Linked DNA regions of Mus musculus: regions 1 and 2 are each linked to region 3. The links are chromatin loops, found by intact Hi-C in ENCODE. Cell type or tissue: heart. All regions are shown on one strand.

Evidence for each region. Peaks named below come from ENCODE experiments on the same cell type or tissue, not always from the same donor. Only the 100,000 strongest peaks of a DNase experiment are listed, where the experiment ranks them.
Region 1: a loop joins it to region 3, with 10 times the contacts of the local background. A loop is called at or near these places in 15 of 42 quality-filtered maps.
Region 2: a loop joins it to region 3, with 2.6 times the contacts of the local background. A loop is called at or near these places in 7 of 42 quality-filtered maps.

The regions. Positions count from the first base shown.
Region 1 is chr3:95,769,308-95,774,307 of GRCm38, forward strand. Rprd2 (regulation of nuclear pre-mRNA domain containing 2) reads right to left here. Exons shown (of 11, transcript NM_001368178.1): 9 at 4,805-5,000; 10 at 2,689-2,889. Among named protein-coding and RNA genes, the nearest start is that of Tars2, 17 kb to the left of the region's middle. In heart, a CTCF peak has its summit at 2,903 (motif pointing left); no DNase peak of the experiment used is centred here.
Region 2 is chr3:95,614,232-95,619,231 of GRCm38, forward strand. It overlaps Golph3l (golgi phosphoprotein 3-like), which reads left to right. Exons shown (of 5, transcript NM_146133.3): 5 at 2,813-5,000. The coding sequence ends at 3,240. Among named protein-coding and RNA genes, the nearest start is that of Ensa, 8.2 kb to the right of the region's middle. In heart, CTCF peaks have their summits at 350 (motif pointing right) and 2,688 (motif pointing left); no DNase peak of the experiment used is centred here.
Region 3 is chr3:95,514,902-95,519,901 of GRCm38, forward strand. No RefSeq gene overlaps it. Among named protein-coding and RNA genes, the nearest start is that of Gm40096, 7.1 kb to the right of the region's middle. In heart, a CTCF peak has its summit at 2,721 (motif pointing right); a DNase peak (open chromatin) is centred at 4,170; H3K27ac peaks cover 3,972 bases.

The DNA.
Region 1 (5,000 bases), 250 kb after region 3:
ACAATCCTGACCGAATGCTGAAGTCACAGATGTGAGGTATGTATGTAAGATGTTTTAAAAAGATACTCAGTATTGTCTCTCAGATACTGTGGGGGACATGTTCTTTCATAGACTACTGCTTTGTCAAAGATAGTTACTGTCAAGTCAGTTTGATGGCTCAATGGCTAAGGCACCCAATGCCAAGCCTGATGATTTGAGTTTGATTCTCAGCATCCACATTGTAGAAGAGAAACAATTTCCACAAGTTGTCCTCTGACCTCCATAAGCATGAAGGCAGATATAACCCCTCCTCTATAAAGAAGTGAACTTAAAGAGAGAGCTGTTACTTATATTTTGTAAGACAGGAAATTCTTTTGGTCTTTTCTACATTTATTTTACCTCAACAAGCTGTGAAGTCTTTTTTTTTTAATTCATCAATAGAACTGTGGAAGACAAAAATAAAGTTCTAAGAAAAAAAATCTCTTTAAAAGACAGGGTTTCTTTGTGTAGCCCTGGCTGTCCTCAAACTCCAGAGATCTGCCTTCCCCTTGCCTTCTGAGTTCTGGGATTAAAGGCATACACCACCACCACCTGGAAAAAATTTTCTTTCTTGAGAAAAAAAATAAATAAATAAAGCCTTAAAAAACTATATTGTGTGTATGTGTGTGATAGAGAGAGAACAATTTTAGGGAGCTGGTTCTCTTCTTCCACCACGTGGGTCTCAGGTAGTCTGCTTTGGCAGCAAGTAGCTTTACCCACTAAGCTATCTTGCTAGCCTCTGAAAGATTTTTGTTTATAGTGTTGAGTAAACATGAGCATTTATGTTTTAGCATACTGAACGGTTAAGGAAAATTCCATGGGGCCAGACAGACAGCTCAGTGATTAAGAGCACTGACTTCTCTTTCAGAGGTCCTGAGTTCAATTCCCAGCAACCACATGGTGGCTCACAACCATCTGTAATGGAACCCGATGCACTTTTCTGGTGTGTCTGAAGACAGCTACAAGTGTACTTATATAAAACAAATAAGTCTTTTTTTTTTTTTTTTAAAAGGAAAACTCCACTTATTTCCCCCACGAAAATGGAATTTTTCCCTTTTTTCCATGATCTTTCTATGTAGCCCTGGAACTTGCTCTGTTGACTAGGCTGGTCTTGAATTCATAGAGATCTACCTGCCTCTACCTTCCAAGTGCTGGGATTGCAGCATGCCACCACACTTGGCTAGGAATTCCACTTTCTAAAAGCAAAAGAAAAATGACAAACTCTGCTATTCCATAAGGAGGTATTTTTTGTGTTTTTATTTCTTATCCTGTCAGATCTGATTTCTTCAAGTGACAAGAAGGACAACTTGCAATCTGCAGAGCAAAAGGAACTCTATAAATACCGTGTTGCATCTATAGGAGAAACTAATATACGTGACTTCAAGATTTTCTGTATCTATATAGAATGACAACAGAAAGTGCAAAGTCAAAAGCATCAAAATCTCTTGAGCTGTACACAATCAAATATTGTAGATTATCATCAATATTTTGTGCCATAAAAAAGAAAAAATACAGTGCACTCATGTAAATAAAATAAATCTTTAAAAAAAGAAAAAGGAAAACGAAAAAACAGTAACATCCCACTGCAGCATAGGCTAGCCTGTAACTGGGGATCTAGTCTTCTAAGAATTGGGATTACTGGAAACATCAATTCTTAATTGCTAGTTCCAACAGAGAAGGGTTTCAGAAGGTCACTGGATCTTCTATTTAGTTCTGTAAAATAAAACTCTCTTTGAATGACTACTGAAGAAGCAATAGTAATAGACTGTCCCAGAACAGTTCAGGAACAGAAAGTAATAGCTATTTATATGCTCTACTCATAAGGACAGGGTTCCTTACCTTATCGCTGCTGATATTCTAGCATAGATACATTTTTTTGTGGTTGGAGACTATTCTATGCATTATAAGATATTCAACGACATTTCTCTGACATTGACCCATTAGTGCTTAGGAGTTTCTGTCCCAGTTGAAACAAACAAAAGTATCTCTAGTTATTACTAAGTGTCACCTAGAAGTCCCTGGCTTTAGCAACGATACAGATCTGGTATTTACAATTAACTGCATCATTATACTGAGATGTTTAAGAAGGTTGTGTAGGAATCTGGAAAATAAGAATTGAAAGATCAAGTGATTCATGAAAAACTGAGGCAGTTGTATATACAAGACAACTGAGAAAGCAAAAAATAGAAGTTTAAATGAGGCAGAGACTACAAACAGAAGGGAGAAAACAAGATATATAGGTTATGTTTGATATAGGTTATAATATTAAAACTCAACACACACACTACCCTGCACTAAGAGCTAGGGTTAATGTAAGCTACAGTTGTGCCCTGCCGTAGGATGGAATATTATTAGCAAACCAACAAGTCTGGCTTCTAGTCTCAGTTCATCACACATCAGACGAACGCATTACCTTAACCAACCACATCACCTCATGAGCTTGGTCTCCTTACCTGAATGGGAGGGTGTTACTAGATAATATTTAGAGTCTGTTTTAGTGTTGACATTTTCAATTCTATAACTGCTACCTCATAAATGATAAGTATAAAGACAGTAATGAATTAACTGTATTGTACATTTCATGACTTTGGATTCCTCTGAGTTAGAATTCAAGGTTACCCTGGAGACAAACATTCACAATTCAAGTCCCTCTGGCACATGTCAGTTTACCTTGGAGTGCAGGGGCTGACTGTGTCTGGGTTTTAGAAAGAGCAGAGAGAATGCTCTCTGGGGTGATCTCCACCTTTGACAGGATATTTGCCAGAGGGTTGTGAGATGGTGTTGTGGCAGGTGCAGGTGTTTTCAGGCCACTGCTGAGGTTGCTGGGACTGGTAGGAATTCCTGGAGAAGGTCTTGATGCAGAACTGACCCCTGGTGGCAGAAAGATGAACTCAAGAAAATGCAATACTCAATTCATGACACTTTCCAGTCAATGAAAGATTGTTTAATAGTAATTCTGGTTGACTGATCCACAAACAGTGCCCATTTTGACACATACAAAGAAAAACATCTGAAAATATGAACTGTTGTTTCTGTTTGGAATATTCTTAAAACAAACAAGCACTATGTTATTTTCATGCACATTCCTTGGTTTTCAGAGCGGCAATCTGTTTCTGCACCCACGCTGCTCAGCGAATGCAGCAGGACGACAGGATCAGAGGCACTACCAATGCAGAGCACCTTCACTGCATGTCTATGGGAGTGGCAAGGGTTTTCCTCTTACACAGCCTTTAAGGTGACATTATACAAATAAATTCCTTTACACTGTTACACTTCAAAGCACAGTAAAAAGGTAAACGCAGACGCAAGAAAAACATTTGGTTTCTTAAAATGTGACCAAACCACTATGAACAGATGTTTTACAAATAAATATAAGTGAACAAATGAAAAAAAAAACTTTAATTAAAATATTATCTTTTCAAGATTGAACGTGACAATGGAAAAGGTTAGGAACAATTAAATTTCCAAACACTAGGTATATAAAATAGTATACTCTTAGATAACAATTTAAAAAGCTACATGCTGTCTTTTGGTTTTGTGTTTTTTAAACAGGGACTCACAATATACCCCAGGCTGGCCTTCAATTCTTACTCTTCCTGCTTGGCTTCCTCAGGGCTCAGGTTACAGGTGGTAGCACATCTAGTTCACATGCCCCCAAATACTACCCTGGGCAGGGTGCAGATGAGATACAATGCTTCTGTCTGTCCTTCTGCACCTGCGTGTGCAGTACAGTCCTCCTGTCACTATTATCATTGCTAGTGTGTGGATGATGTGGGTTAGAGGAGAATTTTGAGGAGTCACATCTCTCCTGCCACCTGTACATGGATCCTGGAGATTCAATGTAGGTCTCATCAGGTTTGCATGGCAAGGACTTCAGTATTCTTTATAAAATGAAAAGCTGAAAACATAGTAATGTCTAATAACAAGAATTACCATATACTACAATAGCCATTAAAGTTGATGCACATGACTTTTCTTGTGTGTGGTACATGCACAGTTATACACTCCCACATTGTGTGTACCTGGAGACCAAAATGACACCGTGTGCCTTCCTCTGTCACTATCTAATTTTGGGAGATTACGTCAATCACTGAATCTGGAACTTCAGGTTTCTGCTAGACTGGCTGCTTCTCCCCAGTATCTACCAGTGGGTACTCACTCTCAACAGTGGAGCTACAGGCACACACAGCTAAGCCTGGTTGTTGTGTGGGTGCTGGCAATCTAAGCTCAGGCCCTCAGGCTTACGAAATCAAGCACTTCACTCACAGAACCATCTTCCTACCCATCTCCATCATTTTTGTCCAGAAAGGGCCTCATGTAGCCCAGGCTATCCCTGAATGCCTCATATCCTGCCTCTTTTCCCAAGTGCTGAGATTTCAGGTGTGTGCCACCACAACCAGCTGTTTAAATGAATATTTAATAACTAAAAATTTGTCATACATACTGAAGTTTTAAATAAGCTGATTTAAAGATAATATAGGCAATGTTTCAATTATTAAAAGAAAAAGTATTCTAAATATCTAATCTCTCAAATCCACATACATGTATATATATGTATATATGTGTATATATGTGTGTGTGTGTGTATATATATATATATGTGGTTTTCTTTGGTGTAGTAATATTATTTTTTGGCTTTTCTAAGGTGTCCATCCATTTTTAATGTATTTTTAATGAAAAAATTGTACTAATTTCACCACCACCACCAACAAAAAAACCCCACTTTGCTGGTTCAATGAAACAAAGACGGAAATCAGTGGCTCAGCATCATCAGTGGCTCACTTACCCGTATTTTTCATGACTGATGTTAGGCTGCTAAGGATGGAACTGATCTTTGCCAGATCCACATTTGCCAGGTTTGGCAAAACCAAAGTTGGGGAAGGGGACAGAAGTGCAGTGCTCAGAGGCTTCGGGAGAGGTGGAGCTGCCGTCGTGGGCACAGACGGTGGGGCACACGGTGAGGCTTTCGAGACACTTTCTGT
Region 2 (5,000 bases), 99 kb after region 3:
GACTGTCAGGCTTGGCAGCAAGCGCCTTGACCCCTGAGTCATCCCAGCAGGTGCCCCTTACTTTTAGCATGTGTGTGTACCATTGCACACATGTGGAAGTCAGGAGACAGCTTTTAGGAGTCTCTCATTCCATATAAATTGCAGGGATCAGCCCCTGGTCAGCAGGCTTTCCCAGTAAGCACTTGTTACCTGCTTTTTCTTCCAGCCAGCCCTCTCCTGGGAATCGAAACCAAGGTGACAATGAAAAGCAAGCAGCATAACCCCTTTAGCCAATTACATTTTGGGTTTTTTTTTTTAAGATTTACTTATTATATATAAGTACACTGTAGCTGTTTTCAGACACACCAGAAGAGGGCATCAGATCTCATTACAGATGGTTGTGAGCCACCATGTGGTTGCTGGGATTTGAACTCAGGACCTTTGGAAGATCAGTCAGTGCTCTCCAGCCCCGCCTGCATGTATCTTAGTACACTACATGTGTACACAGCCTGTGAAAGCCAAAAGAGAACATTAGATCCCCTGGATCTGGAGTTATAGACAGTTGGGAACCTAGGTCCTCTGGAAGAACAAGTTCTTTCAACTCCTAAACCATCTCTTCAGCACAACTTTTTTGGGTTCTGTTGTTGTGATTGTTGTTTACTGAGATAAGGTCTCTTGTAGCCCAGACTGATCTTGAAACTCGTTGTGTATTTAAACATGACCTTGAAGTCTTCATGTTCCTCCTCTGTCTCCTGAGTGCTGGGGTTGCTAGCATAGGCCACCATACATGATCCAATTAAATGTTATTGCTGTTTCTTTGATGTTAGGGATTCACCCTATGGCCTGACCAACGTGCTAGGCAGAGTCTAAACTACTGAGCTGTACTTAGGTTTTATTTTACCCTTTTACTGTTGAATATATAGGATGTGATGAGATCTGGACACAGCTATTAGATTATAATTCACCCCATTTTTTTTTTTTTTTTTTTTTTTTTTACAGAAGCAAAAAATACAAGAATAAAGGCTAGTAACTTGGAAATTCCTTTTCTGGGTTTTTGCTTTTTATTTTTGGGTTTTTTTTTTTTTTTGTTTTGTTTTTTGTTTTTTTCCTGAGGAAGGCAACAGTCTTGATTATAAACACAGCTTGCCCTTCCAGTGTAGAACTTCTTCTCAAAGTTAAGATGGGACATTTAGGGTCCCAGTGTTGCCAGCCTATGACACCTGAATAGCTCCTGTCCATCAAGCACAGGAAGCAAACCTCAGTCTTCTCAGCTTTACCAGGTCAAATAGAGCTTCTGCAATATAGAAAACCAGAATTCAGCCGGGCGTGGTGGCGCACACCTTTAATCCCAGCACTTGGGAGGCAGAGGCAGGCAGATTTCTGAGTTTGAGGCCAGCCTGGTCTACAAAGTGAGTTCCAGGACAGCCAGGGCTACACAGAGAAACCCTGTCTCGAAAAAAATAAAATAAAACAGATGAAGAAGAAAAAAGAAGAGGAAGGAGGAGGAGGAGGAGGGAGGAGGAGGAAAGAAGAAGAGAGAAGAAAAGAAAGAAGAAACCAAAAGAAAACCAGAATTCCAGGAGAACCTGGAAGTCTACCAGAGATGCATATTCAAGCCTAACTTATTAGAGTCATAGCTGCTTATTATCTGGGCAGGGGAATGCACACCTGAGGCAGAAGGATCACCAGTTTGAGGCCCGACATAAGGAAATCTAAGCCACTTTGTATATGTTCAGACACTGTCTCAGAAAGGAAAGTAGATGGGGTGGGGTGGATGGTACCTTACTGTTACATGTTCGGTCAGAGGTTATGCTTAAACCCCTGGTATCTGTGACATCCTTTAATCAAGCTCCAAACCCTGTTCTGATTGCACCTTGAGTATGTGCATCTAGTGTAAGCCCACACCCTTGCACCCACCAGAGTTAGCCATGATCCCAACAGGGTTTTGCTTCATTTTCTCTGGTTACTGTTAAATTCTCGGAGGCTTTGTCAATTTATGTTTGCTCTCATAATCCTGGTAATTGTTCTTTACCAACTTTTCCATGGTTTTCAGCAACACCTTTTGACTTAAAATTCTCTACACGCAACCAAATGGACTTCTCAGGTTCAGCTGTGGAACTCTTCCTGCAGGCTTTTAGCCCATTTCTCCTAGTGTGATACTGGTACTCTTGCACTATGGGTAGTGGAATGGCAGGCAGCCTTTTATCCTCTTTCTTGTCATTTCTTTTCCAGTCTAGAACCTCTTCAAAGAAGCTAGAATGGGGCAGCTTGATCCATATTGTCAGGTCACCACTTCTGGATAGGCCTTCCATCCAATAAGTAGAAGAAAGGGACCTTAGACCTCTGCAATGGTGGAGCACGCCTTTAATTCCAGCACTCAGGAGGCAGAGTTAGGCAGATTTCTGAGTTCGAGGCCAGCCTGGTCTACAGAATGAGTTCCAGGACAGCCAGGGCTATAAAGAGAAACCCTGTCTCGAAAAACCAAAAAACCCAACACAGAAAGCACAAAGTGTGGATCAAAGAGTGAGTTGGCATGTTCCTCCATGGATGGAGATTGTGCTTTTAAAATTTTAAACAAGGTCGGCTGAAGAGATGGCTCAGCAGTTAAGAGCACTGGCTGTTCTTCCAGAGGTCTTGAGTTCAATTCCCAGCCACCACATGGTGGCTCACAACCACCCATAAATGAGATCTGACGCCCTCTTCTGGTGTGTTTGAAGTCAGCTACATTGCACTCATATAAATAAAATAAATCTTTTTTTAAAAATTTTTAAACGAGGCTCAAATAACAAACTGGCTTTTTAAATTTTGTTTTCCACTGTCTGTTTCCCAACAGGTGAGACATGGAACCCTTTCAAATTACAGTACCAGCTGAGAAATGTACGAGAACGAATTGCCAAGAACCTGGTGGAAAAGGGCATTCTAACCACAGAGAAGCAGAATTTCCTGCTCTTCGACATGACCACTCATCCAGTGACCAATACGACAGAGAAACAGCGACTAATGAAAAAGCTTCAAGACAGTGTGCTAGAACGGTGGGTAAATGACCCTCAGCGCATGGACAGGCGAACACTGGCCCTCCTGGTGCTGGCCCACTCTTCTGATGTGCTGGAGAATGTCTTCTCTTGTCTGACAGATGATAAGTATGATGTGGCAATGAATCGAACCAAGGACCTAGTAGAACTGGACCCTGAAGTGGAGGGGACAAAGCACAATGCTACAGAGATGATCTGGGCTGTGCTGGCAGCCTTCAACAAATCCTAAAGCCAGCAGGCGGGTGTCTCCTTTTCCCGGCTGGCTGGTGACTCTCAGAGACCCAATCACTGAGTTCAGTGTGATAAGATGCTATCATCATTTCCCCACTTTTTGAATCAGACTCCTGACTTGAGGAGGAAAACTTCATGGCCTCTCTGTCCATCGGCCATGACCTTCTAAGCAGACTGTTTCTCCTCACTTCCACTCTGTCTGAATGAAAGGGGTGAACCCACACACATCTAATAAACAACTCCCATTTCTGGGTTTAGTTTTAACCAGTGTGGTTCTGGATAAACAAGAGTTCCTGTGTGGGGATTAGAGTTTTCCAGCAACAAAATGTGAAGGAAATGAACAGTAAACCATATTCAATTTTTTTTCTCCCTTATTCATGTTTTCTCAGGCTTTGTTTCTCCGCTCTGTTAAGCAGTGACACTTCCTGAAATCACTGACTCTTTGAATGAGAGGCAGTGGGAACAAGACTAATTTTTGAAGCAAATGGTTCCTGAGATTATACCTCCCACCTGTGATTTTCTCATCTTCACATAATGAAAACACTCCAAGTTTGATGACCCGAATCCCTTAGTTCTCAGAGCAGAAATGTATTCTACACTCCTTTTTAGCTTTGTCTGGCTCCCACACTCATTAAGATTCTGAATTGAAAAAGCAGTGTGCCTCAGTCACCTCCTCCTTACAGCCAGCATTAGGACCTGTAGAGAAGTGGGGCAACATGAGACTTCACATCCATGAAACCAAGTGTCATCTGAGCCCTGAAGAGAGAGTGGCAGCTAGATTCAGGGCTAGCCTTGGCTATATGAGACCATCTCGCATTGAAAAATTAAAGACTTTTCACATATCCTTCAGTATGTGACTGTTCTGTTTGCTCTAGACTACTTTAAATATCTCTACTCTGATAAAATTAAGGGAATTAAGTTTCAAGTCCCAAATTACAGCATTGAGTCCCAACAATGTAGCCAACCTCCATATTTGCATAGTCCCTGTTTTTATTTCCTACATAAATGGATAAATTTTCCCTGTATTTAAGGGCTTTGGCAGTAATTCTGTCTATATTTAATCTATTGTCACCCTCTAAATTGTGTCTTCTTTCAACACAGCCATCCTGGCCAAATCCCTTAAAATGTTTTTGCTTCAGTAGAGAGGATGAAGAGGGTGGAGAGATCCTATTTAGATGGCCAGTTGAGTGTCACCAGCAGCAGATGCAAAGCCTAAGCTCAAGGGTTGTGAAGAGGCCAGCACTGTGTTGTGCAGAGTTCAAGCACCCTGTTGACCACTGGGGAGAGACAGGCTTTCACACAGCCACCACAGATGACTTGGACTAATACCAAATCCTTCTAATCAGAAATAAATTATAACCTCATCGTTCCCTTGAACCTTCCTAGGTCCATGAAAGTTCTCCAGCTTATTGTTATTGTTTTCATCTGACTCTTAGATGAGTAGAGATAAAAGCTGTCATTTGAGAAGCTAAGCAGAGCCTTAGTCTGGCTTTCTAGAAGGGCAAAAGCCAGGCCATGTATAATCTAGCAGCTCATATTATCTTCCCCTTAGAACAATTCATAGTGAATTGAAACCAGATTTTCCTTTGAAAGCTTTAGCTTGTTTGGGGAATAGAAGTTGAATTCTTTCTTGCAACTCTCAATGTTTATTTTTATATGTCCATACAATGAGAATGTCTTCACTTCTAATCTGTGTAATGTTCACTGCCAAACACTCATTTAGTGTATATTGCCTTCACATTTCTGTATAATAAAGAT
Region 3 (5,000 bases):
CTAAAACATTCTGGGCCTAGGTTAGAGTGTACGGAGGCTAAACACTTCTGGGACTAGGCCTAGGTTAGCCGACAGAGGCGGTAAGCCTGAGACCACAATTAATATCTAGCAAAGAAAAGACACTTTTACAGATTCTCTTTAATTTTTTTAGTATGCAAATGTATTTACCCAGAGGTAAATCTCATCTTTCTTATTTTTCTAATTTGCCTTTAGTTTCTCTCTTGTGTATTTGCATTCCTCCAAAATGATGGTAAGTAATGGGGGTAATAAAGTTTGACCCAGAAACAACTATATTTGTAGGAGCAGTGAGTTGTACTGAGAAGCTGCTCAGGAGCTGGTGAGGTGGCTCGGGGTAAACACTGTTGCCACCGTGCGGGATGACTCTAACTCCGTCCTCCAGACCCTTGTGACAGATAGGAGAACTGATTCCTGCAAGGTGTCTGATCCACAAACAGACACGATGAATAAGTAACTAAAAAAAAAAATTAGAAGTACATATTTATTTAGCTCCCATTAAACAAATGTTTACTTTCCATATTCTAGGTTATAAATAATGTTCCAATTCCTAGTTGATATTCTGACACAAAGTTTAAAATAGTTTGTCAGTCTTTTCAGTGGTTTGTGGGGTTGGGACTGCACACGTTGGGATGTCCAGTCATTGTGTATGTGGGAGGTCAAAGGTCAACCTTGGGCCTTGTTCTTCAGATGCTGCCCATCTTTTCACAAGGTCACTCACTGGCCAGGGACTCTCCGCGTAGGCTAGGCTGGCCGGCCAGAGGGCACTAGGGAATTTCCCATTCTGCTTCCTTAGCAGTGGGATAACAGTCACCATCCAAGGCCCTACCTTTAAAAAACAAACAAGGAGTGGAGAGAGGCTCAGTGGTTAAGAGCACTGACTGCTCTTCCAAAGGTCCTGAGTTCGAATCCCAGCAACCACGTGGTGGCTCACAGCCATCTGTAATGGGATCTGATGCCCTCTTCTGGTGTGTCTGAAGACAGCTACAATGTACTTATATATAATAAATAAATAAATCTTTATAAAACAAACAAACAAACAACCTGTTAAGTTTTTTTATGCATGTATATGTGTGTTCTACCTGCATGCATGGTACACAGGGAGGTGAGAAGAAGGCATTGGATCCTCTGGAACTGGAGTTGCAGACAGTTGTGCGCTGTCACATGGGTGCTGGGACCTGAACCCATGTTCTTTGCAAGAGCAGCCACTGAGCCATCTCTCCAGCCTTGCTCCTGGCTTAAAAGTTTTGTGTTTTTGTGATTATGTGTATTTGTGTGAGTGCACGTTTGCAGAGTTCAGAAGATGCTGGATTCCCAGAGCTGGGGCTGCAGGCAGCTGGGAGCTTCCTGATATGGGGGTTGGGGACTAAACTTAGGGTCCCCTGCAAACAGCAAGTGTCTCAACCACTGAGCTGTCTCTCTAGGCCCTCCAACTGCTTGTTGGTCTCGTTTATTACATAGTCCCTTTCTGAATTTTTCTCCAGTTGCTTAAAGCACCTTTTCACTGTTGGTTACTTCAAGTCAGTATCCAAGCTGCAGTTCAACTTTAAATATTAAGTTGATTGTAGGGTTGGCAAGATGGCTCAGCAATGAACGCACTTGCTGTCAAGCCGTCCCAGGACCTACACGGGAGAAGTAATGCAGCCATCCCTCCAAGTTGCCCTCTGACCTCCACACACACACAGTGGTATGTGCACACTTTACACATACACTCAATGAACAAATGTAATTTCTGAAGAGTCTGCTCTGTTCTTTAACAGTCACCTACTCCCACCCTCCCTATACACACACTTTCCCCTCTCGCTGTGGCGGGAGCACAAAGGACCTTGTGCTCACAGATAAGCCCTGGGGAAACCAGGAGTGTTAAGCAGGTTTGTCTCTCTCCAACAGGAGACATGTGTAACCTGTCTTTCTACCCAGAAGGCTGGAGTGGTGGTGGTCAACAACCTGGTGATTTGTGTGTTCTGAAGAGCCAGGCCACACCAAGCTACCACAGCCAGGACCTGAGATACTTAGTAGTCCAGGTGACCTTTGTGTTATCTGTATGGCCAGATCCCCACAGCCAGGCCCAGAGGTGGGATCCTCCCCTAGTCCCGTAAGATAACACATGTGGCCTCTCTCTAGAACCCATCTTCATAAAGCTTTTTTCTAAATTGTACTGTATACTTGCTATAAACCCTCTGGGTCTGACTCTAGAAGTCTGAACCAACATTGGCTGACTAAGTGAGGTTGAGACAGATTTTCTTCTTGCCTCCTGTGGGTTGTTACTTTGCAGGCCCTGGCTTCTGCAGTCACCTCCACATTCATTGATTTAATGGCTTGATGATTTGATTAATTGCTTCATCTTTGTGTCCAGGGTCCCAGTGCTTATTACTGTAATCTGAACTGGTTCTCATGATCTTCACAGACACAATGAGAGAGAAATGAAGGCATACGAATGATAATAGCATGCTCTACATTTAATTACACAGGCTTTGTTGAAACCAGAAGATCTGTGAGACTTCAGTATTGTTTATTTTTTGCCTGTAGTTTCCAACTCCTCTGCCACTGGAAAGCTTTTCTGAATCATTAAGCGGCTTTCTACTTACACTGTGCTTGTCAGGACTGCGGTAATCCAGTCTGTCACTTTGGTACTTACAGTCATAACGGCTTTCTTTCCTGAGGCTTTTAAATGATTTGTTTGGGTTTTATTATAGTGGGGGAGGTGCAGTGCCCTCAGAAGCCAGAAGATGGCACCAGATCTCCTGGCGCTCAAATTGCGGGCATTCCTGAGCTGGCATCCAAACTCTGATAACTTGGATAAGCTCATTCTGCTAAGCCATCTCTCCAGCTTCCTGAAGCAATTTACATGCACACACACACGCATGCGCGCGCGTACAAACACACACACACTCACACACCCATACACACAGACACACACGGAAACACACACACACACACACATACACACACACTCACACACCCATACACACAGACACACAGACACATACACACACGCACACACACACACACACACACACCCATACACACAGACACACACGGGCGCGCACACACACACACACACACACACACACTGTTTTTTAAAGAAATGTTTCTCTGTATCTCCCTGGCCATGCTGGAACTCACTCGGTAGTCCAATCTGGCCTTGAACTCAAGAGATCTGCCGCCTCTGCCTCCTGAGTGCCGGGACTAAAGGAATGTACCACACATGCCCAGTCTGATTTTGTTTGTTTGTTTGTTTGAATTTTGTATAGGTTTTAGCTCTAACTCAGACTAACCTAGAACTCACTGTATAACCCAGGCCAGCATGTAATTTGTGTCTCAGCCTCCCCAGGGTTGGCATGCACCACAATGTCTGGCCTATGGATGTAGAGAATAAAGGTACTTGGTTTTGTGTTTTGTTTTCTTTGTGGATAAAAGGTCTTATGTATAGAAAATTCCAGGAAGTGCATTGAAAAACAATCAGAACTAATGTAATGCGCTTGACATAGCTACAGGACACAAATAAAGATACAAAAGTCAGGGTATTTCTTTTTTAATTAACCAACTGAAAATGAAATTAAGAAAACAACTGTATTTAAAGTAACATCCAAAATAATAAAGAAAAAGCAAAAAGAACACAAAAGTTACATTCTCCAAACTACAAATTCTGTTTTGCAAGGCTCAGAAAGGCTGGGTGGGGTAGATCACACTTGCAATGCCAGCACACAGGAGGCAGAGGCAGGGGGATCAGTGTAAGACAGAGGCCTGGACTATAATAGATGGAGATCTGGGATAGCCAGGGCTCACAGCAAAACTGTCTATACACGTAAAATTAAAAATAAATACAGACAGCAAAGAAAACTTAAGTAAAAGCTAGGTGTGGTTCATGTGTGTAGTCCCAGCACTTGGGAGGTTGAAGCAGGGGGATTGCTGCAAGTTCAAGGCTAGCTTAGACTAAATAGTGAGCTCCAGACTAACCTGAGCTATGTAGCAAGATCCTATCTCAAAACAGTCAGAAATTCTGCTCTATTCTATTACGTGTATGAACTTTGAAAAAATTCTAGTGAAGCAAGCCAAGCAAACACATACTGTGCTCCCGCACACAGGGGGTATTTAACACAGCGAAGTCAACCAGGAGCAGAACCAACTGAGCGCTCTAGGCGTGGGGAGACAGGGAGATGACGCTGCTGTTTAACAGGAATGGAGGGAAATGGGGAAATTGCAGAGTCTGGCTGTGTGGGGGCAGGAAGCTTATTGTAACTCTACTTTCGATTCTTTTTTTTTTTTAACCCAAAACTACCCTAAAAATTATCTACTTTATAAATGGTCTAGAAATGGTGGCTATTTAGTTTTTTGAGACAGGATCTTTGATATATGTGTGACTGTAATATGTAGGTGCGTGTGTGTGTCCTTTGCATGTGACTGTAATATGTAGGTGCTTGTGTATGTCCTTTGCATGTGGCTGTAATATGTAGGTGCATGCCTGCATGCACAAGCAGAGGCCAGAGAGGCACCAAGTGCTTTCCTCTATCTTTATCCACCATATTCTTTTAACACAGTTTATCTCACTGAACCAGACGTGTGCCATTTCTGCTAGGTCAGCTGGCCAGCAAGATCTGAGGATCCACCTGTCCCCACCCTGAAATGCTAGGGTTACAAGGACATGGGGCCACACCTGGCTTGTTAGCTGGGGGCTGGAATTCAGACTCAGGGTTTCGTAGTCACAGAACAAACATTCTTAGCCCACTGTGTGTCTCCCCAGTCCCCCAGTTATCCTTCCTAAACCCTCTGTGCTAAGCATGTCTACCTCTCTTCCCTGTGTTTCTTGGAGGAAGGGTAGGGAGTAGCAATTTTATTGTGAAAATAATGCCTGTTATTAAATTCCCAGTACAATTGTGTAAATTAACAGAGACAAAAAGCAGCCATTGAGCTGGGCGTGGTGGCGCATGCCTTGGGAGGCAGAGGTAGGATCTTTTCTGAGTTCGAGGCCAGCCTGGTCTACA